2 separate regions of the Mus musculus genome follow, and region 1 is linked to region 2. A link is a loop called in an ENCODE intact Hi-C map of the cell type or tissue named here. Cell type or tissue: heart. All regions are shown on one strand. Each heading gives the region's core, and the rest is flanking DNA. Links, peaks and the distances in the headings are about the cores only. Region 1 overlaps Tmem120b (transmembrane protein 120B). Region 2 overlaps Setd1b (SET domain containing 1B).

What was found. Hi-C counts contacts between places; a loop is a spot of excess contacts. Peaks named below come from ENCODE experiments on the same cell type or tissue, not always from the same donor. Only the 100,000 strongest peaks of a DNase experiment are listed, where the experiment ranks them.
Region 1: it touches region 2 in a loop (4-fold over the local background); 22 of 42 quality-filtered maps call a loop at or near these places.

The regions. Positions count from the first base shown.
Region 1 is chr5:123,111,472-123,123,062 of GRCm38, forward strand. Tmem120b (transmembrane protein 120B) reads left to right here. Exons shown (of 12, transcript NM_001039723.2): 7 at 2,631-2,696; 8 at 3,097-3,158; 9 at 3,629-3,721; 10 at 4,190-4,254; 11 at 4,731-4,799; 12 at 5,173-5,974. The coding sequence ends at 5,286. Rhof (ras homolog family member F (in filopodia)) reads right to left here. Exons shown (of 5, transcript NM_175092.3): 3 at 9,040-9,149; 4 at 8,825-8,959; 5 at 6,709-8,123. The coding sequence ends at 7,959. Among named protein-coding and RNA genes, the nearest start is that of Rhof, 15 kb to the right of the region's middle. In heart, for the core only: CTCF peaks have their summits at 3,624 (motif pointing left) and 5,966 (motif pointing right); DNase peaks (open chromatin) are centred at 2,790, 5,980 and 7,540; H3K27ac peaks cover 834 bases.
Region 2 is chr5:123,165,820-123,177,410 of GRCm38, forward strand. It overlaps Setd1b (SET domain containing 1B), which reads left to right. Exons shown (of 17, transcript NM_001040398.2): 17 at 14-2,811. The coding sequence ends at 187. Hpd (4-hydroxyphenylpyruvic acid dioxygenase) reads right to left here. Exons shown (of 14, transcript NM_008277.3): 10 at 10,273-10,435; 11 at 10,072-10,143; 12 at 8,532-8,654; 13 at 6,351-6,467; 14 at 5,988-6,269. The coding sequence ends at 6,159. Among named protein-coding and RNA genes, the nearest start is that of Hpd, 11 kb to the right of the region's middle. In heart, for the core only: no CTCF peak of the experiment used is centred there; a DNase peak (open chromatin) is centred at 6,072; H3K4me3 peaks cover 870 bases.

The DNA of each region.
Region 1 (11,591 bases), core at 2,262-10,261, 54 kb before region 2:
TCAAGGCTCCCCGGTCCCATGGCCAGGTCTCTAAGGAGCTTACAGCTCCCGGGTGCTTTTGGCAAAGCAGGTTGCTACAGTGTGGTGGAGAGCAATTCCCAGAGGCGAGCTGGAGAAGTCAGGGAGGCCTAAAGCACTGGAAGTTTGAGGACCCAGCTCCTTTTTTCTGGGCTGGCTCTGATACTGAGGTGAATATAATTAGGTTCAGGAACCCCAAGCTGAAGGAGCCCCAGTTTCTCACAGTAAGATTCCCTACAACTTTTAACTGCATGCAAAGCCAGGCCTGGATCTTTGACAGATTAGCAGATAAACTTGGTATATATGGGGGACGCCACTGTAGTGTCATATCTGTGCCTGGATGGGCTAACGCTGGACTTGTGACTGTGTGTGTGTGCGCACACATGCGCAATACATGTGTGTTGATTACACATTCACCAAGCAGCTGCTCTGTTTCCACTGCCACAGGTGAGCAACACAGACACACACACCCTCCCCCAACTCCTCTGGGGCATCTAACTTATAGGAAAGAGGCTCAGATGACAGATGAGAAACAATCGCACATAATAAACACCATAAAGAAAATGAAGCCAGGGCTGGAGAGGTTACTCCGCAGATAAGAGCACTACATTCTTTCAGAGGACCTGGATTCAACTCTCAGCACCCACACAGAAGCTCACAACTGTCTGTGACTCTAGTTCTGCAGAGTCCAACACCCTTTTCTAGCTAACACACACACACAGAGCACATAGACATCATGCAGACAAAGCATTCATTCATACACATAAAATTTTAAAAAGAAAGAAAGAAAGAAAGAAAAGAAAAGAAAAGAAAAGAAAAGCCTGATGTGATGGACAATCCCAACACTTGTCGGGGCAGAACCTGAGTATGTTTGAGTTCAAGGCCATCATGGTCTGCACAGTGAGCTATACATAGTGAGACCTTGTCTAAAGAAAGAAAAAGTGGGGCTGGTGAGATGGCTCAGCAGGTAAGAGCACCCGACTGCTCTTCTGAAGGTCCTGAGTTCAAATCCCAGCAACCACATGGTGGCTCACAACCATCCTTAACAAGATCTGACTCCCTCTTCTGGTGTGTCTGAAGACAGCTACAGTGTACTTACATATAATAAATAAATAAATCTTTAAAAAGAAAAGAAAAGAAAAAGTATCCGGGCATGGTGGTACACGCCTTTATAATCCCAGCACTTGGGAGGCAGAGGCAGGTGGATTTCTGAGTTCTAGGCCAGCCTGGTCTACAGAGTGAGTTCCAGGACAGCCAGGGCTACATAGAGAAACCCTGTCTCGAAAAAACCAAAAAAAAGAAAAGAAAAGAAAGAAAAAGTATGTGTGTTGGGGGGGGGGGGCGCTGGAGAGATGGCTCAGCAGTTAAGAGCACTGGCTGCTCTTCCAGAGGGCCTGAGTTCAATTCCCAGCAACCACATGGTGGCTCACAGCCATCTGTAATAGGATTCGATGCCCTCTTCTGGTGTGTCCAAAGACAGAGACAGTGTACTCACATATATGAAATAAATAAATAAATCTTTTTTTCTTTCTTTCGTTTTTTTTTTTTTTGTTTTTGTTGTTATTGTTGTTTTCGAGACAGGGTTTCTCTGTATAGATAGTCCTGGCTGTCCTGGAACTCATTTTGTAGACCAGGCTGGCCTCGAACTCAGAAATCCTTCTGCCTCTGCCTCCCAAGTGCTGGGCTTAAAGGTGTGCGCCACCACACCCGGCTATAAATAAATCTTAAAAAACAGAAACAAGGAAAGAAAGAAAGAAAGAAAGAAAAGAAAGAAAGAAAGAAAGAAAGAAAGAAAGAAAGAAAGAAAGAGCACAATTAGACTTATATGATTATAAAGTGCCTGTTGTAGAAATGTTTTAGGCAGTGTAGTCAGGAAAAGGCTTTTGGGGGAATTGACATTGGATCTGAAACTCATGTTGGGACCCCAGAGCCTGGTAAGGATAGAAAACGGTAGCCTAAGGACAGTGTGTACAAAAGACCTCTTGTTGCCCCAAGATACACACACTGGGCATCTTAACCAACAAATAGTGCTTTCCTGTGGCTCTGGGGGCTGGACGTCCTCCATCAGGTATCATCAGTGCTGATGGAGGCTTGGGCCTCCTTCCTGTCATACAGATGGCTACCTTCCCTTCCTTTGCTCTGTACAGCCCTCCCTCTGGTCTGTAAAACCCTCTCTTACAGAGAGAGACACTAGGTCAAAGATCCTCCATGCTTTGCCTTGCGTCCCCTTAACCTTGCCGGATACAGTCACGCAGGAAGGATGAGGGGGTCGAGACGGCAACGTAGAAGTTTGAGATGTAGTTCGGTCCAGCATAGACCCTACCTAGGCTTGGGGTATCTCAGTGCTGGGGAGATGAAGAGGTGGAGCTTGAGGGTCCTGTATGGATAAGGATGTGTCCTGTAAGTCACAGAAACTCCCTGACACCAGAGCAGGTCCCTGGACTAATCTGCAAGCAGTTAGTTTGGGTTTATGCACCTGTGCAGGAAGAGTGGATGTATGGTTTGGCCCGTTTCTCAGCCACAGGGCAGCCCCTGCTCATGGAGGCTAGGAAGCTGAGAGCTGCCTGCATGTCTCTCCATCTGAGTTCCTTCCTTTTTCTCTTCTCACCAAGAATCAAGGGCTGGTGGGTGTCTCACCATTATGTCTCCACGTTCCTGTCTGGAGTGATGCTGACTTGGTAAGTCTTCCCCGTGACCTCTGTCCACTGGAGTCAGAGCGAGGGGCTGGTACGTGGGGAAGGAGGTTCTCAAAACTGACTGGCGGGTGGTGAGAGCAAGTGTTAACTGAAAACTGGGCTGGAGGCCCCGGCTGCCAGGGTCCTGCGGAGCCAGCTGGGAGCTTTCTGGGGACTAGTTCGTAATTTCTGTTGGCTGGGGCAGAGGTGACAGGGAACAGCACGGGGAACGAGAGTGACCACGATGTCCCTTCATTCTAGAAAGGGTGATTGATGGGTGTGGCCCAGTCAGCTTGAGGACAAAGGATAGAAATGCTCTCTTCCTTTTGGGGTATGGATGAATGCCTGGTTTTACAGCGTGTCCCCCATTCTGTTTTGTTTTTTGTTTTCTTTTGTTTTCCAGGCCTAATGGACTAATTTACCAGAAGTTTCGAAATCAGTTTTTAGCGTTCTCCATTTTTCAGAGTGAGTGCTGGAATCCAGCTTAGTGGGAGGGACCTGATTTCCCGGAGATCTGCTCGCTCTCTTGCTTCCATTCTGGTCCGACCATGCTTTATCCCTGAGAGCAGAGACAGCTCAGACATGTAATGACCCAGCAAAGCACTGACCAGATTAGAAACCTCTGGACTTGGCAGTAGGCACTCGATATACGCTTCTCAGAAGGCAAGCTGTAGGGGATTATCCTGGGTGCAGCGGGCAACTTAAGACAGAAAAGAAGCAGCCCCATGCAGGGGGAACACAGCTGCTAAAAAATCGAGGCAGTCACATAGATGTATAGCTGAGGCAAATTATTAAAATTCAAAGTTGAAGCTGGTCACCAGGATGCTCTCGGCCTGCCCCTCTGCCCAGCCCACCCACACCCATCTGCATGTAAGGACAGAGGATTTCAGGGTATGATGCTTTCCTTGAGCCCGGGTACTATGCTCCCCCTGCAGGCTGCGTTCAGTTTCTACAGTACTATTACCAGAGGGGCTGTCTCTACAGACTGCGGGCCCTGGGGGAGAGGAACCACCTGGACCTCACAGTGGGTGAGTAGCTGGGCAACGGGTGGGTTTGGGAATGCCGGTCCACCTCCCTCCAGTGGAGGGACAGCATCAGACCTCCATGCGGCAGAGAGAAGCTGATATTCTTCACCCACTGGCTGCTCATAATTGATGGAGGGTACTGTTTCAGCCACCCCAAGTGTGGTAGCGACAGCGTTCTAGGCCCCTCAGTGCTGGGCCTCGACTCTACCCTTTAGAAGGCCTATCTTTCTGGTCTGAATTTTATAATATACACAATGATACAGTGTGAGGCCGGGTGTGGTGGGGCCTGTCAATAGTTCAGTTGGCTGAATTGGGAGGATCACTTGAGCCCAGAAGTTTGAGGTCAGCTTGGGCAGCAGAGAGACCAGACCGTATATGGTTTTTTAAACAGGCGTGTGCGTGTACACCACACACACACACACACACACACACACACACACACACACACACGTACTCTCTTCTTTCCTACAGAAGGGTTCCAATCCTGGATGTGGCGGGGCCTCACCTTCCTCCTGCCTTTCCTCTTCTGTGGCCATGTGAGTCCTTCTGTTTGTGGGTACCACTGTCAGGGATGACCCCTGGGAACAGGAGATCTTTGGGGCTCCCTTCCCTCATAAGGTGTCTGTCTCCAGTATCTGGGACGAGGTACCCATCCATGCAGATATCACCCAAACCTGGCTCCCCATGATGACACATTAAATGCCCGAACCCCACAGCTTCCTGGGGGGGGGGGGGCTGAGGGCTTCCCCGCTGCTTGTGGTCACGGCACAGGATGGGCCATTCTCCCTGAAGGAGAGGCAGGAAGCCTCAGGTAGCCCCCGGGACCCCCTTTCCTCAGGATCTGGGACCTGCCGTGTCCGAGACACTTGTGGTTCCACGGGATAGGCATGTCCATGTCTTGGGTCTGGGATGCTGGGGGGGTGGGGGGCGGGCCTGGTCCATCTCCCCGGCTTTTCCGCATGGACCTGCAGGGGAACTGACGGGTGAGGGGCGCCTGTCTCCCTGTCTTCAGTTCTGGCAGCTCTACAATGCCGTCACCCTGTTTGAGCTCTCCACCCATGAGGAATGCAAAGAATGGCAGGTATCGTGCCTCCCTCCCTCCCACCATGTGTCTGTCTGCCTGCCTGGCCAGAGGGAGCAGGGAGGGAGCAGCTGGGCTGCCCCGGGAGAACTCTGTTGAGTTCTAGTCAACTGGGAAGGGGTTCAATAGTGCAAGGGGGTCCCCCAGTGTCTCTGAATGAAGGGTCATCCCATCAAACCCTCTTCTAGAGCCCTACCTGATTGGGGGCCCACCTCATTCACCTGTTGCCACCATTTGCTCGACCACTCTTGTAGCTTGCCCGAGAGTCTGGGGTTGAGGCTCTCGTGGAGGGTTCTTTCCCCAGAGGAACTGACTTCTCCTCCTTCCTCCCCTGCCCTGGGCATCTTGGGATGCTGCCCTCTGGATGGACCAGGTATTCGTGCTGGCTCTCACCTTCCTCATCCTCTTCCTGGGCAATTTTCTGACCACGCTCAAAGTTGTCCATGCCAAACTCCACAAGAACAGAAACAAGACAAAGCAGCCATGAACCTCCGGACCCTTGTGCCACCTGGGGGCCTTGGGACCTAAGACTGCTGGGCGTTCCAGTCAGCACCCTGGCTGCCGGTCAGTGGTAGCCATGGGCAGCAACATCTCAGGGGCCAGCAGCATCACCGGGAGCAGGGCCAAGGCCCCGGTCCCCGGCGGACATGAGGAATGTGAAGGCCACCTGCGCGCGCAGTATTAACCTGTCCCAGCTCCCTATTTATAACATATTTAATATCGGGTCTTCCCTGCTTCCCTGGAATCCGAGGCCTGCCTTCCCTGGAGCTCTGTGTAATGGCCGTGGGCAGGCCTGTGTCTGTCTTTCAGGGAGGGGCCAGAAGCCTCAGGGAACCCCTCTCTTCCTACTCCTATCATTTGAATCCCTCACTGGGGTTTAGATGTGCCTCACTCGAGTTGGCTTTAGCCGACCTGCTACTTTACTGTGTCCCAGGCACCGGGAGGAATGAAACTTTGAGCATCCTGTGGAGCCTCCCCTGTCCTGGGCCACCACCTCTTCTGTAAGCCTCCCACAGCCCCACCTTCTGCGGTGGACAAATATTTAAGTTCTCAGAGAACCTACCTGTGTTGTCTCTTGCCTTGGTCTCCGGAACCGCAGGCCTGCTGGCCACTGGGGGAAAGAGATGCAGCCTCCTTGGGACCTCCATGTGGCAGGGTGTTAAGGACGCGGACGGCCTCCACCAGAGGGCGCCCAGCCTCTGGGTTGTTGGAGTTCTGGCGGACTCTTGGGTGCCTGAACCCTCCAGCCACCTTCATAGACTTGCTGAGAGTCCTTGGCATAGGAGCCAGGCCCTCCTTGTGACTGGAACTTCAGCCATTCGGAGGTCACCCATTCCCTTCCTCTCTTCATCTCAGAGGTTCTTTTTTGTACGGGAAGGGGAGGAGTGGAAGGGTCTAAGTGGGCTCAGCCCAGGGTGTGACCCTGTGAGGTCCAGGAAGCAGCAAGAGTGGAGGGGCAAACAGGTCCAGTTTGAGTGTTCTGTCCCTGCCCAGCCTGCTCAGACCCAATGTCACGGCTGGCCGCCTCAGACACGTTTCATTTGGTCCTCACAGGACTTACTTTAAAATTCTTTAGTTATGTGATAAAAATGAGAACTCGCCTCCTCCATGGTGAGATTCGACATAATCCAGATTTCTGTTTACCTTGCAAAAACTGGGAAGGCCTGGCAACATTCCCAGAGGTCAAGAGCATTTACCTGCCCCTGTTTGCCGCAGCCCGCCCCTCCCTTCATGCCTGCCCTATTTCTGCCCTTGGTCTCCTGTCCCCAGATCACCTGGCCTATCCTTTGCAGGCACCTGGGATCGCCTCCCCTTAAAGCCCAGAAGATGAGTATCTTAGGCTTTGTGGACTAGTCCTGTGGCAGCTTCAGCTTGCACTTGTAGAGCAAAAAGTGCCATTACATGATGGTGGCTATTCAATAAAACTTTATTTACAAAACCAGGCAGCCGGCCACATGTGGCCCACAGGCTGTGGGTTGCTGACTGCTGCTGTATCCCACGATCTGTTCACAAGGCCTTGGGTTCTGAGAGAACAAGAGGTCCTTGTTTGGCTCCGCAGGGGACAGCAGGGGCTTGGAGCATTTGGGGAAGGGGACCAAGTCAAGTGGTGCTGGGGCAGGGGCCAGCCAAGGCCATGGTTTCTTCTCGGACTGTGCCTTCATCTTGGAGGCGCTAAACCTACCTGGTATACCACGTAGGTATTGAACAGTTGTGACGTCCAGGAGGAGTGCCAGGACTCAAGACTTTGGCTGTTGGAGATAGTCAGCAGGCTAGTTCTGAGAAATTGTCCAGCGTGGACAGGGGTGGCCATGTCAGTTCTGGAATGAGGCAGAGGTAGGCTACTCCTGAGCTCCACATCCAGTAGAAGCAGAAACTGAGTGGACCAGTGAGGAGCTTGACTGACTAATGACCCATTTTCAGGTGGGCCATAGTCTAGGGAGAGCCCATTTGTCTGAGGTCCCCAATGGTGGGATGAACCCAACCATCAGGAGTTTCCAGTAGTCGGCTGGGGAGTTGGAGGTCAGACCTGGAGCAGGGGTCAGATGAGTGGCCTGGCTGGCCCGAGTATATTTTGACATTTTGAGAGATTGTTTCTTCTCACTCTGAACATGCATCTCAGGCTGTGACCAAGCCCGAGACAGAAGTCCTCGGTGTGGTAGGAAGGGAGAAGCTGGTGCCAGACCCACGTCCGGCTTGATGCCTGTGTTCTCCTGATAGGCTGTGGTCCCCAGGTTCCTGAAGGGAAGCAGGAAGGGGCTGGAGGATGTAGCCGAGCCTATCTCAGGAGCTCAGGGAGACTGTGACAGAAACAGTGGGCTTGGGACTCTCGTGAACAGCGTTGTGTACCCATGCTTACCCACAATTCCCCGGTGCCAGTTCTGAGTTTCAGGCATAAATTGGTTTGGAAAGGGAGAGACACGCATGGCTGGGGGCAGAGGAGCTGTGACAAGGACCCTCCTGTGGCCTGGGACAAGTGCCAGTCATGAAGTAGAGGAACATTGGTGGGTCTGGCACCCTCATTCACTAGTGCACTACAGCCTGAACCCAAAGGGGCCATTCCAGAATGTTCTGAGAGTCCCCAGATGCCAGACACTGTAAGACCCACTGGGCCTGGGTCCCTGGCTGTAATAGTTCCAGTCAGGCCCTCTGTCCCCAGGGTCACAGCAGCAGGCAGATCCTGTGTTTTTTCTGTCTCTGCGCTTTCTTCAGGGCGCTGAGGGCCACCTTGGCGGCTTCCCTGAAGACATCTTCCACATTCTCCCGAAACTTGGCAGAACATTCCAGATAGAGTGCACCTCGCATCTGTTCACAGGCATTCAGGCCCTGGGGTCAGAGGGGGTGGGGGGAAGAGGCAGTGTTAATTAGGTGGGCAGGGGTGGTGGTTTCTGGGGTCTCCTGACCCCCCCAGAGTCTTAAAAGTTTGGGGCTCACTCTGGAGGCTCTCCAGAGTTGGTGGGAACCCATCTCTGTTCCAGCACTGGCCAGTTTGGTGTTCACATGGCTGGATGCAAGAAGCCCACTCGATGGCCCCACCTGTTCCCTTTTCTCCCCAGCTTTCAGCAGAGAGGGGCGCGGAATTCTGAGGAGGCATAGAGGGCTAGCTGCCACTCATGTTCCTGTTGGTGCAATCGTGGCGACTTGAGTGTGCTGGTGATGTAAAAATCTTGGCTATACTATCATGAGTATCTGTCTTTGATGTGAGACAGGGCCTCACTGTGTAGCCCTGGAACTCACTTTGTCAACCAGGCGGAGGGCTGGGGTTAAGGCTGGGTGCCACCATGCACAGTATTTAACCCTTGTTTGCTTCAGCTCCCCCCAAAGCCTGGTAAGACACTCCAGTTAAGAGAACGACCTAGGTGGTTTCCGGCTGTGGCTGTTCGGGGATCGCGAACCTGGGCTATAGATGTTCGAGGATCGCGGACTTGGGCTATGGCTCTTTGGGGATCGCGGACCCGGGCTGTGGCTGTTCGGGGATCGCGAACCTGGGCTATGGCTGTTCAGGGATCGCTGGACCCCTGACCCACCTGTGTGTAGGTAATAGGCTCCAGCTGAGCTGCCCGGAGTTTCCGCAACTGCTCCTTGTCCTTCCTCAGGTCTGTCTTGCAGCCGATGAGCACCGTGGGGATCCCTCGGCAGAAATGTGTGACTTCGGGGAACCACTGAGGAGGGGAGAAGGCAGGGTTATCAGGGCAGGGAGCACTCTGGAACTGAGCCCTGTCTCCGGCAGGCAGGACAGTACCTTGATGAGGACGTTGTCGTAACTGGTGGGGTTCATGACATCGTAGCAGATGAGGACGAGGTGTGTGTTCTGGTAGGACAAGGGCCGCAGCCTATCGTAGTCTTCCTGCCCTGAAATCAGGGGGCAAGGAGTGTCAGAGGCATGAATCCCTGGCTGCCTGGGGTCCCTGTCTGGGCTTTGATAGTGGGATGACCTGGGGGAGGGGCGGGGCTAGTTTCCTCCTTTATAGAATGGGTGGGACAGGGAAAGGGAGATAGATTGTATGTGGTCAATAGAGAGAATAGCTGTGAACTGCAGCCATTCTGCCAAAGGTGGATATGTTCCCTTGCCTGCCAAGTCTGAGACTCAGATCCGGGGTCTTTGCCATTTTGATATCCCCAAGGTCCCGAAGCAAGTGTTGAGCTACATCCTCCTCCTTGGTTCTGGGACAGCTGTCTGGATTCCTCTTGCCCATCCTTGCAAATGCTAATGAGGTTGGAACAGGCACTTTTATAACCCCGTCTCACAGGGCAGTCAGCTGATACCCACTGGGGGAAACATAGGACGCTGGTCCCAAACATAGCCCTCCACAGCCCCAGTCCAATCAGAACCTAGAAGCTAGCCTCAAACGCCCAGTCAATTTGCCTGCCTCTGCCTTCTGTGCGTTGGGTGTACCATCATGCCTAGCTGGAAGGAAACTTCTCTTGTTAACAGTTGTAAGCTCTCAGAGAGAAGACAGGGAGAACACAGGGAAACTCTTCTGAGCTTCCATGTTCGTCCCCCACCCCCACCCCATTGGTTTTTTTTCGAGACAAGGTTTCTTTGTGTAGCCCTGGCTGTCCTGGAACTCACTTTGTAGATCATGCTGGCCATGAACTCAAAAATCCGCCTGCCTCTGCCTCCCGTGTGCTGGGATTAAAGGCATGTGCCACCACGCCCGGCTTCGATGTTTGTTTTTTACACTCACCTCTGTAGTGTAGAAACCTGATTGTCCCCCTCCACCAGATCTGAGTGACAATTCAGTTGTTAACCTTTACCCTAGTGACTCAGTTTCCATTCACTCTCTTTTGTATTGTTTTAATTGATTTATTGGGGCTGAAGAATGGCTCAGCAGTTAAGAGCACTGGCTGCTCTTCTAGAGGACCCAGGTTCTGTTCTTAGCAACCACATGGTGGCTCACATTACTCAAGTTTCAGGGGATCTGAAGCCCTATTCTGACATCTGGGGCGGGGGTGGGAGGTGGGGGGCTACTAGACACATATGTGCAGCCAAAACACTGATACATAGAAATCTAAACAATTTTTAAAAAAAAAAAATTATTTATACGGGTGCACTGTAGCTGTCTTCAGACACCAGAAGAGAGCACCAAATCCCATTACAGGTGGTTGTGAGCCACCATGTGGTTGCTGGGAATTGAACTCAGAAAGGAACTCACTTTGTAGACCAGGCTGGCCTTGAACTCAGAAAATTTGCCTGCCTCTTCCTCCCAAGTGCTGGGATTAAAGGCCTGCGCCATCACGGCCGGCTAGCACCTAACTTTTAAAGTTGATTTATTTCGTATGTATGAAAGCAGGTGGTAGTTGGTGCAAGACTTTAGTCCCAGCACTCAGGAAGCAGAGACAGGTGGATCTCTGTGAGTTGGAGGGCAGCCTGGTCTACAGAGCTAGTTCCAAAACAGCCAGGACTACACAAAGAAACCCTGTCTTCAGATGACAAAAAATAATTTTTAATTAACTAATTTAAAAAATTTTTTATAGGACTGGTAAAATGGCTCAGCTGTTAAAAACACTGGCTGCTTTTGTGTGTGAATGAGTGTTTTGCTTAAATGTATGTCTATGCATCACGTACATGCAGTGCCAGCAGAGGCCAGAAGAGGGCATCAGATCCCCTGGATTGGAGTGACAGGTGCGAGCTGTCGTGTGGGTGCTGGGAATTGAACCCAGGTTCTCTGGAGGAGCAGCAAGTGCTCTTAACCACTGAGCCATCTCTCCAGCCCTTTGTGGGTTTTTTGTTTGTTTTTATTGTTGTTTTTTAAAATGGTCTCACTATGTACGCTTTGGCTGGCCTCTAACTCTTCCCTCTGTCCCTGAAGTGCTGGGATTAAAGGCATGTGCCACCCGTGCATGCGTGCATGCGTGCACACATGTGTGTATTTTAGGGATTTCATGCAGGTTTCTTTTGTGTAGTCCTGGCTCTCCTCAAACTCGCTTGCTCTGGCTGGCCTCAAACACACAGATCTATCTACCTCTGCCTCCTGAGCGCTGGGTGTGGGCCACCACTGCCTAGCTTTGTTTTTTTGTTTGTTTGTTTGGTTGGTTGGTTTTTTAAAGATTTATTTATTATTATACATAAGTACACTGTAGCTGACTTCACACACACCAGAAGAGGGTATCAGGTCTCATTGTGGGTAGTTGTGAGCCACCAAGTGGTTGCTGGGATTTGAACTCAGGACCTTTGGAAGAGCAGTCAGTGCTCTTACCCACTGAGCCATCTTGCCAGCCCTGTTTGTTTGGTTTTTTGAGATATGTTTCACATATTCCAGGCTGGTCTAGAACTCCAGACCCATCTGCCTC
Region 2 (11,591 bases), core at 1,885-9,884:
CCCTGTCTTGCAGCCCAACTGCTACGCCAAGGTGATCACGGTGGAGTCCCAGAAGAAGATCGTCATCTACTCTAAGCAGCACATCAACGTCAACGAGGAGATCACGTACGACTACAAGTTCCCGATCGAAGATGTCAAGATCCCCTGCCTCTGTGGCTCCGAGAACTGCCGGGGGACCCTCAATTAGTCCCCGCGTGCCAAAGGCCGAGGATGTCAGCCGTAGCCCAGGAGAACCCTCGCTCGCCCTGGGCCAGGCTCCACACACACCCCCACCCACTTCAGGTGCTGTCCTTATCCCCAGCAGCCGCACTAGGGCCTGGCGCCCCCAACACTATCCCAGGACCCACCCGCAGCCCCAGCCCCGCAGCGGGAAAGGGCTTCTCTGTCTCTCCACCTGCGTCTTTCCGTTTTTATAGATGCTCTTCGCACGCAGGCTTTGTATCCTTATGTATCTGGCTTTCCATTCTCCCTCCGTCCGTCTGTCCGTCCGTCCGTCTGTCTTCCCTCCCTGGCTCTGGCCTCAGTCATTTCCCCCACCCCTGAGAATGCTGCTCTGTGGTGTTGTGTCTCCTCTTTATTTTCTTCCTTGTCCGAAGAAAAGACATTTTTTTTTAACCGTTGAAAATGTGAAGGCAGAATCAGAGGTGGAGCCCTGTGGGGAATCCGGAGGCCTCAGTGAAACTGGGTGTGGGCCCAGGGTCCAGGCTGACCTTGGACTAGGTGCTGCAGGAGGAGGGGGCCTCCCGCGGCCTCAACCTCAGAACACTACAGACCCGCAAGGCCCCTACCTGCCCGTCGATGCAGCGAGCAGACCCCACAGTTTCTCCCGGCCTGTTCCCCAGTCCCTGACCCCCACCCCCCGTGGTTGAGGGTGCCCCTTTCCCTTTGGTAGACCCTGGGGGAGCCAAGCTGGTCCCAGACAGGAACTTCCTCCTTGGGGACTCCCAGCTGCCCTACCTACTCCCCCCCCCACCCCCCCAATCCTTGGGTTCAATGTTTACTTTCTCATTCGGATGCCAGCAACGATGGAGCCTCCCAGGGTGTCCCCAGTGCGGTGGGGGCGCTGGGAAGGGTGTTTCCACTCTCGGCAGCCTTGGCCCTGCCCAGGTGTAGAGGGTGCCAGGGCCCTGAGGGCCTCCCCCAAGCCCTGCCATTACGGGTTTGTCCGACCGTACGCATGTGACATTTTTTGTTGTTGATAAGCTTCGCCCCATTACCCTAACCCCCACACCCATGTCACCCTGCTGGAGGCCCCCACCCAGGAGGCCAGGGCGTATTTATTTCCATAGCGAGCAGGTTGTTTCTCCTAGAGAAAGGAAGATGGTCTTGGAAATGATATTAAAATTCAGATCTCCATCTTGGACAGCTCCTGCCCCCACCCCACCCCATCCTCTTCAGGGTTAATTTCCATGAATTTTTTTTTTTCTCGTGTATAAAATCAAACTGAAGGGAAGAAAATTATTATTTTGGCGTTCCGAACCAATCCCTGTAGATAGACTGCCATAACAGACTACTTTTTTCTTGGGAACTTTGTTTCTTGTAGAAACAAGTGGGAAGACTTTTTTTTTCCTTCTCTCATTTCTTTGTACTTAAAAAAAAAAAAAAAAAAAAAAAAAGCAAACCAACAACAACAAAAAGACACACACAGTAACAGCAAGTCCCATCCACCCCCCCAACCCCCCAGAAAGCAAAGCAGACATGTAAATATTTCTGGACCGTGACTGTTGTGACCCAGAGTCCTCACCAAGATGAAGTGCTCCGGGTGGGACTGACCTCACCCGTGGACCAGGTGGCAGGAGCCTCTTGGTACCTCAGCTTGTGTCAAGCTTTCTTATCATGTAAATTCTGTACAAAGAATTGTTTTTTCCCTTTCTCTCTCTCTCTCTCTCTTTCTCTCTCTCTCTCTCTCTCTCTCTCTCTCTCTCTCTCTCTCTCTGTCGTTGGTGGTTTTGTTGTGGTTTTTCTCTTTTTTTTTTTCCCCTTTTTTAATTTTCCACAGGCCCTCTGTGTTTGAGACTGTGCCCACAGGCCCTCTGTGTTTGAGACTGTGCCCACAGGCCCGTCTGAAGGTTGAGAGGATTATTTCGATTGGCAATTAAGACACAAGGGGCACCTGGTGGGCACAGCGCCCACCTACTCTTCCATATGCAGTTGTCTGCATAATTGTGCAAATGAGAAAAAAAAGATTTATTTTTCACAAGAAGAAATGTGTAGCGTGTAGAGATGGCTTAATTTGAGTTCCTCGGGCAGGCCGGCTCGCTGGGGGCTTTCTTCATCTTCCCTACTGACCCCCATCACAAAGGGATGAAGATGCCCAGATGCCAGGGAAGGGCTGCTTGGTCCCTGGCAGGGCCTCACTGAGCCCCGTCACGGGATCCGCATGCATTAACCTTGACTTGAGTTTAGGGTGAGGTGTTGAGCTAACCCTTCCCCAAGCCCCTGGCTTCTCCACCCCCACCCCCAGCATCCCAGGAAGGGTATGCAATACTCCTGATCTGTGGGCCCATTTTTCTTTGAAAGCTTTTGTTTTCATTGAGTAGATCTCTTGCTTTTGAAGGGTCAGGGGTTTCTGATTTTTTTTTTTCCTCCCTCTCCCTGCCCCTGCAAAGAAGAGAACCAATAAATTTTAGGGTTGTCTGTGCGTATAGACTCTGTCATCTGTATGTAACTTGTTTTTGAAGAGAAATGTTTCCGTTGTGGGTGTGTCTTGCTGTAAATATTTGTTCATACTTTTGTGAATTCAATACTATGTACCATTGTATTATAGTAACTTTTATAAAGCAAACCATAAATATACTGACTTTTCTTACAGCTACGCCGTCTCTCTTGCTCTCCCCCCCAGCCCCCCACCCCTGGCCCCTTCTCTGTGGTGAAAGTGCACCCTAGTCATGAGGGTGGATTGGCCAAGCTCAGGAACTGGAGGGGAAGGGGAGCTAGACCACTCAGAACATTGGGGGTTTGTTTGCTTTTGAGATTGTTTTATTCCCTAGCCCAGGCTGGCCTAGAATTTCTGTCTCCTGGCCTCTGCCTCCTAAAGTGCAGGGGCTGTAATCAAGAGCTACCACGCCAGACTGCCCATTTGGTCTCCACTTGATTTTGCCCTAAGTCTCAGGGTTAGAGGTTGGTTGTAAATTCTGACCCTGTCAGTGAGTTCTGAACTGAGACAGACTATAGTCAAGCTAGACGCCCCACCAGTTTTGGTTGGTTTGGTTTGGCTTGGTTTGGTTTTTTTCGAGACAGGGTTTCTCTGTGTAGCCCTGGCTGTCCTGGAACTCGCTATGTAGACCAGGCTAGCCTTGAACTCAGAAATCCCTCTGCCTCTGCCTCTGCCTCCCACATGCTGGGATTATAGGCGTGTGCCACCATGCCTGGCTTATTTTGTTTTGTTTTTTTAAGAGAAAAATTTTTTCTAGATAATTTTTCTTAAGCACTTTCTTAGGTATCTGGAGCAGCTGATGCTCTGTAATTAAGCAAAAATCGGTGTCATAGGCCTGTCATTCCAGTGACTCCAGAGGTGTCATAGGCCTGTCATTCCAGTGACTCCAGAGGCTGAGGCAGGAAGATCACAAGTTCAAAGCATGAGCTATGAACCTAAGCAACTTAGTGAGATGCTGCCTCAAGATAAACAGTATCAAAGCAGGCTGGGAAGTTGGCAAGATGAGACAGCGGGTAAAGGTGTGTTCCACCAAACCTCCTGACTTGAGTGTGATTCCCTAGAACTCAGGTGTCGGAAGGAGAGAATTGACTCCTGCAAATTGTCTTCTGACCTCCCCAGGTATGCTGTGGCCTGTTCTGGGTAATGGGGTTGGTCTCCAGGGCGGGGGTGGGGGTGTCTCTGAGAAGACAAACCCAGAACGAGGCTGGGCACGGTGGCACAGACAGAGCCAGTGAGCTAGATCAAGAACAGTCAAGCTGGATGTGACCTGAGCTTAGTTCTCAGAGCAAAAGGGGAGGGCAGGCTCCCGAGAGTTACCCTCTAGTCTTAAAATGCACAGCGGTGTGTGCCTACCCATCCACATCACACACAATAATAAAAATTAAAAACCCAGACCAACCTGGGCATAAAGCCAAGCGAGGTGATTCGTGCCTGTGATCCTAGCACCTGGGGATGCAGAAGAGGCAGGAAGATTTTTGAGTTTCAAGGCCAGCCTAGGCTACAAATTTAAGCCTAATTCATGTGACATAGTAATGGCCAATGTTTTAAGTGTGTTCGGTGTGAAAGCAGGAGAGAGAGAGAGAGAGAGAGAGCAAGCAGGCTCTCCTAGGAGACCCGTATTTTCTCCATTCATTAGATGTGGCCACAGGCACTGAGGGTAATCAGTCTGTCCAGCCAGGGTCACCAGGGTCATCTAGCTAGCAGGTAGCTGGTGTGGGATGTGGCCCAGACAACTGCAGGGTGAAAGGTGTGTGCGAAGGTGCCCATGTCTTAGCACCAAGGGCAAGGCCACAGACAAGGGTGTCTTTGTAAGAACCAAAACCCCCAAGTGTGTCTGTGAAATGGCTCAGCTCTCTAAAATGCTAGCTCAAGTACAGCATGACGGCACATGCGTGTAACTCTAGCATCCGCAAGGCGGGATCCAGTGGGATTTAGCTACTGAGCTGCCTGGTCTACATAGAGCGTTCTGAACTGGCCAACCGGGGCTTCACGGCTGTCTCAAAACAACCAAAACCAAAACAACAACAACAACAAATACTGACTCTCTGGTTTAAAGTCATACAGACAAAATATGTCCAGATGTGGCCCACAAGCTGCGGGCTGCAACCTTCTAGGTTAGAGAAATGTTTTTGCATGAGTCATGGAAATAGGGAGGTGTTTTTGCATCGGCTGCAGCCTGATCTGCTTCATTTTCTCCCACATTCTTTGTTTTTGTTTTGTTTTGTTTTGAATCTCAGCACGTCACAGAGACTGTCTTCAAACATCTGATCCTCCTGCCTCATCCTCTGGAGTGCTGAGATCCCAAGCATGCACCACCCTACCTAGCTTATTTCCCCGGTTTCTTAGTTCATGATCTTTGAAGCCCTGACTTTTCCTCTATTTGGAAACAAAACAAAACAAACCAGAATAGAAACCATCTGGATTCTCCCCCATGATACCGATACCACTTTGGATATATATATTTTTTTTTCCTTACAGAGATCAAAGTGTGCCTAGTTTTGCCATGGCGTGATACCAAACACCTTTGAGTCCCAGCCCTCTGGGAGATGGAGACAGAGGCAAGCCGAACTAGAGTTACAGGTTAGCCTGATCTACATAGCAAGGCCAGCCTGGGCAACACACTTAGCCCTCACCCCACCCCACCCCCAATCTCAAAAATAAAGTGAGCCTAACTTTAAATTGACTGCGGCTCAGGGAAGAGTGTTAGATTAAAACAAAAGGAAAAGGGAGCAAAGCCCCGCTCTGTCCCTGGTGCTGATGATGATAGACCCTCTTGGGTGGTAAGGTATGCTCAGTCTCTGGCCATTAACACTCTTCCCGGTTGCCTTATGTTTTTGTTGTTTTGTTTTGTTTTTCAAGCAAGTATGCACAAGGCGTGAGGAAACGCAGCTGTGAGGTTTGGGGGTTAGGGGGACTGGTGATTGCCACACTCAGGATGCAGGGCAGGAGAGGCTCAGAACCACTCGGGTCTGGGCTCTATCATACACACCAGGAACAACAATGCCTTGAGATTGCTGAGGAAGGACACCAACCCTAAAGTCCTTTGACCTCTTCCATGTGTTCCGAGTGATGCCATTAAGGAGGGCTCATCTTTAAAGGTTTTAAAGCCATCAGATGAAACGCTGCCACACTCCAACCCACCGCAGGACCCAGTTTGTTGTTTTTGTCTTTCTAGGATGGATCATACGGGCAGGGTCCCACTTAGTAAAAGTTCTTGCACCCTGCACCTGCATTCCCCATAGGGGCCTCAGTCAGCTTAGCGGTCTTGGTCTCCCCCTGGCGGCTAAGTGACGCCACTGCTCCTTGCGGGGCCCAAACACAAGACACAAACTTGGACCTGGGAGGGTAGCTTTACTCAGCAGGGAGGACTCAGGCAAGGCGGACTCTTGTAATAGAGGGGGCGTGGCCATGACGTGGGTGGAGCCCTGAGGTTCAGCCTTTCAGCCAGTTGGAGATGACTGATGTGTCCAGCACTTTGCGTGGTCCATGTGTGGATGGGGGCTTACATTCCAGACCTCACACCATTGGGCTCCAGGTCAGTGAGGTTGCCCCGTAGGGCTTGCTCCTCCTCGAACGCCTTGAACAGAGAGTTGAAGTTGCCCGCTCCAAAGCCCTGTGGCGTTGAGAGAAGGCGCGTGTGAGCTGGGTAAGATTTCGCAGGCAGCTGATGCTATCCTCTGGGTGCAAGCCGTACCTGGTGGTTGTGACGTTGAATGACTTCCAGGAAGAGTGTGGGCCGGTCCTGCATGGGCTTGGTGAAGATCTGTAGGAGGTAGCCTTTCTCGTCATAGTCGACTAGGATATGCAGCTCCTGGGAGGGAGACAGTGGGCTCTGTTAAAGGAAGGTAAACTGGACCTTGTGGAATCCTTGTGGGAGCCTTGGAAAGTGTAAAGGCTACTGCACCACCAAAGCCAATAAAAGACTCCTTTCTCCAGCTTTCTCCAAATATGCCCTCAGTCTAACCCACCCCCACGGCCATTCCAGCTTAGGGTCTGGCCTTTCTCCTAGAGCCCCCCTCCCCCCATTAGATGGCACGTAAGTGGAAACCCGGACTTTTTTCTTTGTTGCTGAGGAGAGTGTAAAAAAAAAAAAAGCCCGCTGCATCTAGTTTGGAAAAACAGCCCGGGAGTTTCTCCGAATGTTAAAACGTGTCGTCCACTCCAGAAATGGCTCAGTGGGTAAGAGCACTTGCTGCTCTCACAGAGAGTTTGACTGTGGGTTCACACACACACACACACACACACACACACACACACACCCAGCAGCTCACAGCCATTTGTAACAGCTGGAGGGGCTCTATACTCTCCTCTGGCCTCCTCCAGCACGTGGCCTGTGTACACACAGAGACACACACTCATGTACACTTTGTTGACCCAGGCCAGCCTGGTCTACAAAGTGATTCCTGGCCAGCCAGGGCGAGTATACAGTGAGACCCTGTCTCACAAATTTTAAAAAAGTTAACGTATTCCACGTGGCTTCTGTGCTAGTAAAAGCTGTCCCAAATAAAGCCAAGGCTGGGAGACGGCTCAGTGGTTGAAGCAGGTGTGAGATCAGAGCTCCAAGCCCTGGACCCCGTGTAAGTGTGAGGCTGCTGTGGTGACCCCTCTGTAAGTCTAGCTTCAGAAAGCAGAGATGGGGGAGGGGCCACTGGAGAGAAGGCCTAGCAGTTAAGAACACTTGCTACTCTTCCAGAGGACCCAAGTTTGGTTCCCAACACCCACGTCAGGCAGCTTTTTTACAACCACCTGTAATTCCAAGTGTAGAGGATCTGATGCCTCTGGCCTCTGTGGCCACTGGCACGCATGTGCAAACATCCACACATAGACACACTCACAAATATTTTAAGAAGAAAGAAAGGAAGGAAGGAAGGAAGGAAGGAAGGAAGGAAGGAAGGAAGGAAGCCAAGATTGGTCACATCAGTAAGCTCTGGGTTTGATTGGGGGTGACCCTGCCTCGGTGAATAAGTTGGAAGATCAAGGATGATTTCGAACACCAGCATTGGGCCTCCACAGGCAGACAGACAGACATACACACTCAGACTCATATGTGTGCACATACATATACATACCACAGAGAGAAAGAGAGAAAGAAAAATTAAAAATTTAAAAATTAAGAAAACAAAAACAGCCAGGTGTGGTAGCATTCGCCTTTAATCCCAGCACTCGGGAGGCAGAGGCAGGCGGATTTCTGAGTTCCAGGCCAGCCCTGTCTACAGAGTGAGTTCCAGGACAGCCAGGGCTACACAGAGAAACCCTGCTTCAAACAAAATAAAACAAAACAAAAATACAAAACAAAAACTCAATTAAATAAATGATAAAATGAGATGAAGAAACCTCCCAATGGTTTCTAGCCAAAGAAGAGAAATGGCCAGAATTATAAATAGCTGTAAGAATAATTGGCCTTGGGGGCTGGAGAGATGGCTCAGCGGTTAAGAGCACTGACTGCTCTTCTGAGTGGCCCTGAGTTCAATTCCCAGCAACCACATGGTGGCTCACAACCATCCGTAATGAGATCTGACGCCCTCTTCTGGTGTGTCTGAAGACAGCGACAGTGTGCTTACATATAATAAATAAATCTTTAAAAACAAAAAAAAATTGGCCTCAGACAAGCTGCCTGGCCTCTGTCACACTTGAGATGTGTCCGTCTTTCTGTCTCTCGCATACTTGAAGGCTGTGCCTGCCTCAGGGCCTTAGCACAGTTTACTCTCTTCTCCTATAGATTTCAGTTAAAGCCACCCATCAGCCTTTATCTGTTCCTCTCTGCAAAGCGGCCTCAAGTGGTCTGCTGTAACTCTCCGCATGGTACCAACTCTGTGTGTGGCCCAGTGAACCCGGGGTTCTTGTTCTTCTAGTTAAGCATTGAGCTGAGCCTCACCTCCAGGACGTCCATGCTCTCTTTCACCTGGATCTTGGCTGACTTGAGATTCTCCCGAAGCAGTTTGTAGTAAGAAGATGGGGCGGCCAAGAACTCCGTGCCTCGCTCCCTCAAGTGGCGGATCTGTCATGCAGCAGGGTCAAGGTCAGCTTGTTCAACTGCTGTCACCAGGAGGAGCAACAAGGGCAGGAGGTAGCAGAGTCCCTATCCACGTTCTGTCAGGATACCTTCTCCCTATTTGTCTCTACTTCACAGACTACTAGTGATGGCTCTCACTTATAGAATGTACACTGTGTGCCTGCCTTTCTGTGCGCTGCTGGGGAAACTGAGGCAGGCATCGATCTATGTCTGTCTCAGTACAGAAGCCGGAGTGACATTAAATCAAGTGTGCCTCTTCTCTGCCTAGCCCAGGATGATGTCACACATCAGTGTCAAAATTTAAGGTCCCATCCATGGCCTTGACCACTTGCTCCCGTTCCCACTTCTTCCTGTCCCTTTCCCTTACTCTGTCTGAGCTACACCCTTCCTGTCTCTGTAACCTTCCTGGCTTTCTCATCTTTGTCTTGGTGGTCATCCCTTCTGCCTGGGGAACTCTCCCCATTTATGTATATATCTCTCCTCAAATGCCTTCTCTTTCATGTGGCCCTCTGTCCCCGTTAGATTTAGGTCAACTTGACACAGGCTTGGAGTCATTATAGAAGAGGGAACCTCAACCGAGAGAACACCTCCCTTAGATGAGACCGTAAGCAAGCCTGTAGGGTGTTTTCATAATTAGTGATTGATGGGAGAGGGCCCCGCCCACTGTGGGTGATGCCATCCTGGGCTGCAGGTCCTGAGGTGTAGAAAAAAGCAGGCTGAGCAAGCCAGGGAGAGCAAGCCAGTAAGCAGCATCCCTCCATGGCCTCTGCATCCACTTGTGTCTCCAGGTTCCTGCCCTGTTTGAGTTCCTGTCCTGACTTCCTTTGATGATGAACAGTGATTGGATGCCTAAACCAAATAAACCCTTTCCTCTCCTAGTTGCTTTGCTCCCCGTGTTTCTTCACAGCAATAGAAACCCTGACTAAGACGACACCCTCCTGATCAGCCTTCTTCTCCATCCTCTCTCACTTCCCAGCTTTTGCCCCAACTCGTTGTCTCTCTTTCAGACCAGGACTGAATTAGCCTTCCTGAAGGCTGCATCCATAGGGAAGGCATGTTTAATCTGGCCAAAAGGACATACGTAGTAGTCTTGTAGTCTAATCTTATTTTTAGAGAAAGGTTCACTGAAGCCCAGAGAAGGCACTGAGTTCCCTGGGGCACACAGCAAAATACCAGCGGAGCCTGGACCAGACCTCAGGCTTGCTTGCCCTTGGGACTGGATTGTTCTGCAGAATGAGCTTCCCCAGCATGGTGGGGGGTAACTGTGTGAGTTTGTGGGAGAGGAAAGGGACGCCCCATCATCCTTCCAGGGGGACTGCCACCACCCGCTACTCTCATCGGCAGAGACTGTCCCTGCGGCTAATAAACCAGAGGGCACTTGGGCCAGACACAGGGTTCTTACTGCTGTGATGATGTCTTCCGTCTTGAGAGCGATGTGCTGGACCCCAGCACCCCCATTATAGTCCACATATTCCTGGGAGGAGGGGAAACAAAGAAGGAGACCACTATCATTTATCCATCTGACCGTTTATCATTGATCGCTCAGACCTATGCTCTCTCAGAGCCCGCAAGCCTCCCTCCCCGTTGTTGTCTCCTACCCCACCTGGATCTGAGACTTCTTCCTGCCCGGAGCTGGCTCGTTGATGGGCATTTTGATGGATTCCTCGTAGTTGGTCACCACAATGGAGCGCAGAGAGCTGTACTCCGTGTGCACCTGCGTGTCGTCCACGGACCAGAACCGGTGGAACTGCAGGTTTTTCAGGTACCTGCAGAGTGGCCAGGGGCACACCCCCTGAGTGCCTGCGGAGACCTTCCCACCCTCTTCCCATCTCCACCATTGAGCATACACCCGTTACACAGGATCCTCAAAAAAGTGACATCATGCACACCACAGATTTGTACTTTTGACGATTTTAAGCGGAAGGGAAGTGTTTTGTAACAAAATGTAGGTTGCAACCCGATGCTTCGTGCGACAGTCGGGTGTTTGCTTCTGATTTAGATGAGGGCGATGTCGCTGTGATTCTAACTCAAATGTGCTCCTGAGCTCTTTTTAAATGCCACTGTGATATTTTGAAAAGCTAGGATTCCCCTCTCCCCCAAAAGGCTGGGCTTTAGCTCAGTGGTAGACCGCTTTTGTAGCTGGCTCTGCTGTGCCAAGTTCATGTCCCAGGTTAACAAGGTTAATGTGGTGCAAGGAGTGGGCTTTGCCGGGTGCGAGTGGGTTAGTTCTCAATCGTTGGGTAATTCTCATGAGTCTTCTCGGGGATTAGGTTTGCTCTCAGGGGATTTGCTATAAAACCTCATTAGGGTGACAGGTGTGGCAGTGCACACTTTTAGTCCCAGTACTTGGGAGGCAGAGGCAGGCAGATTTCTGTGAGTTCGAAGTCAGCCTGGTCTACAGAGTGAGTTCCAGGACAGCAAGGAAACCTTGTCTCAAAGGATGGACAGATGGATAGACAGACAGATAGATAGATAAATAGGATAGATAGATAGATAAATAGATAGACAGATGGGATAGATAGATATGATAAATAAATAGATATGATAGACAGACAGACAAGTGTGTTTGACTGTATCTTTCTCACGAGCAGGTCTGTTTATTCTCAGTGGCCTTGTGCAATACTAAACTGACTCGCGTAGGTTGCAGGACTCCTTGATGAGGGTAGGTGAGCGTTTCACAGTGAATAAGGGAATCTGTAACCTCAGGTTAGCCTCCCACCCCTTGTACCTATCTTCCTCTTCAGTTTAAGAGCTGGGGAGATGGGGGTGGGGGTGGCGGTGGCTGGTGAGGGCATTAGGTGGAGAGAGGTGCTTGCCACCAAACCTGATGACCTGGGTCCATCCCCAGGACCCGTGTGGTAGACCCAAGAAGCAACTCTTGCCAATGGTTCTCTGGCCTCCCAACATGTGCTGTGGGGTGGG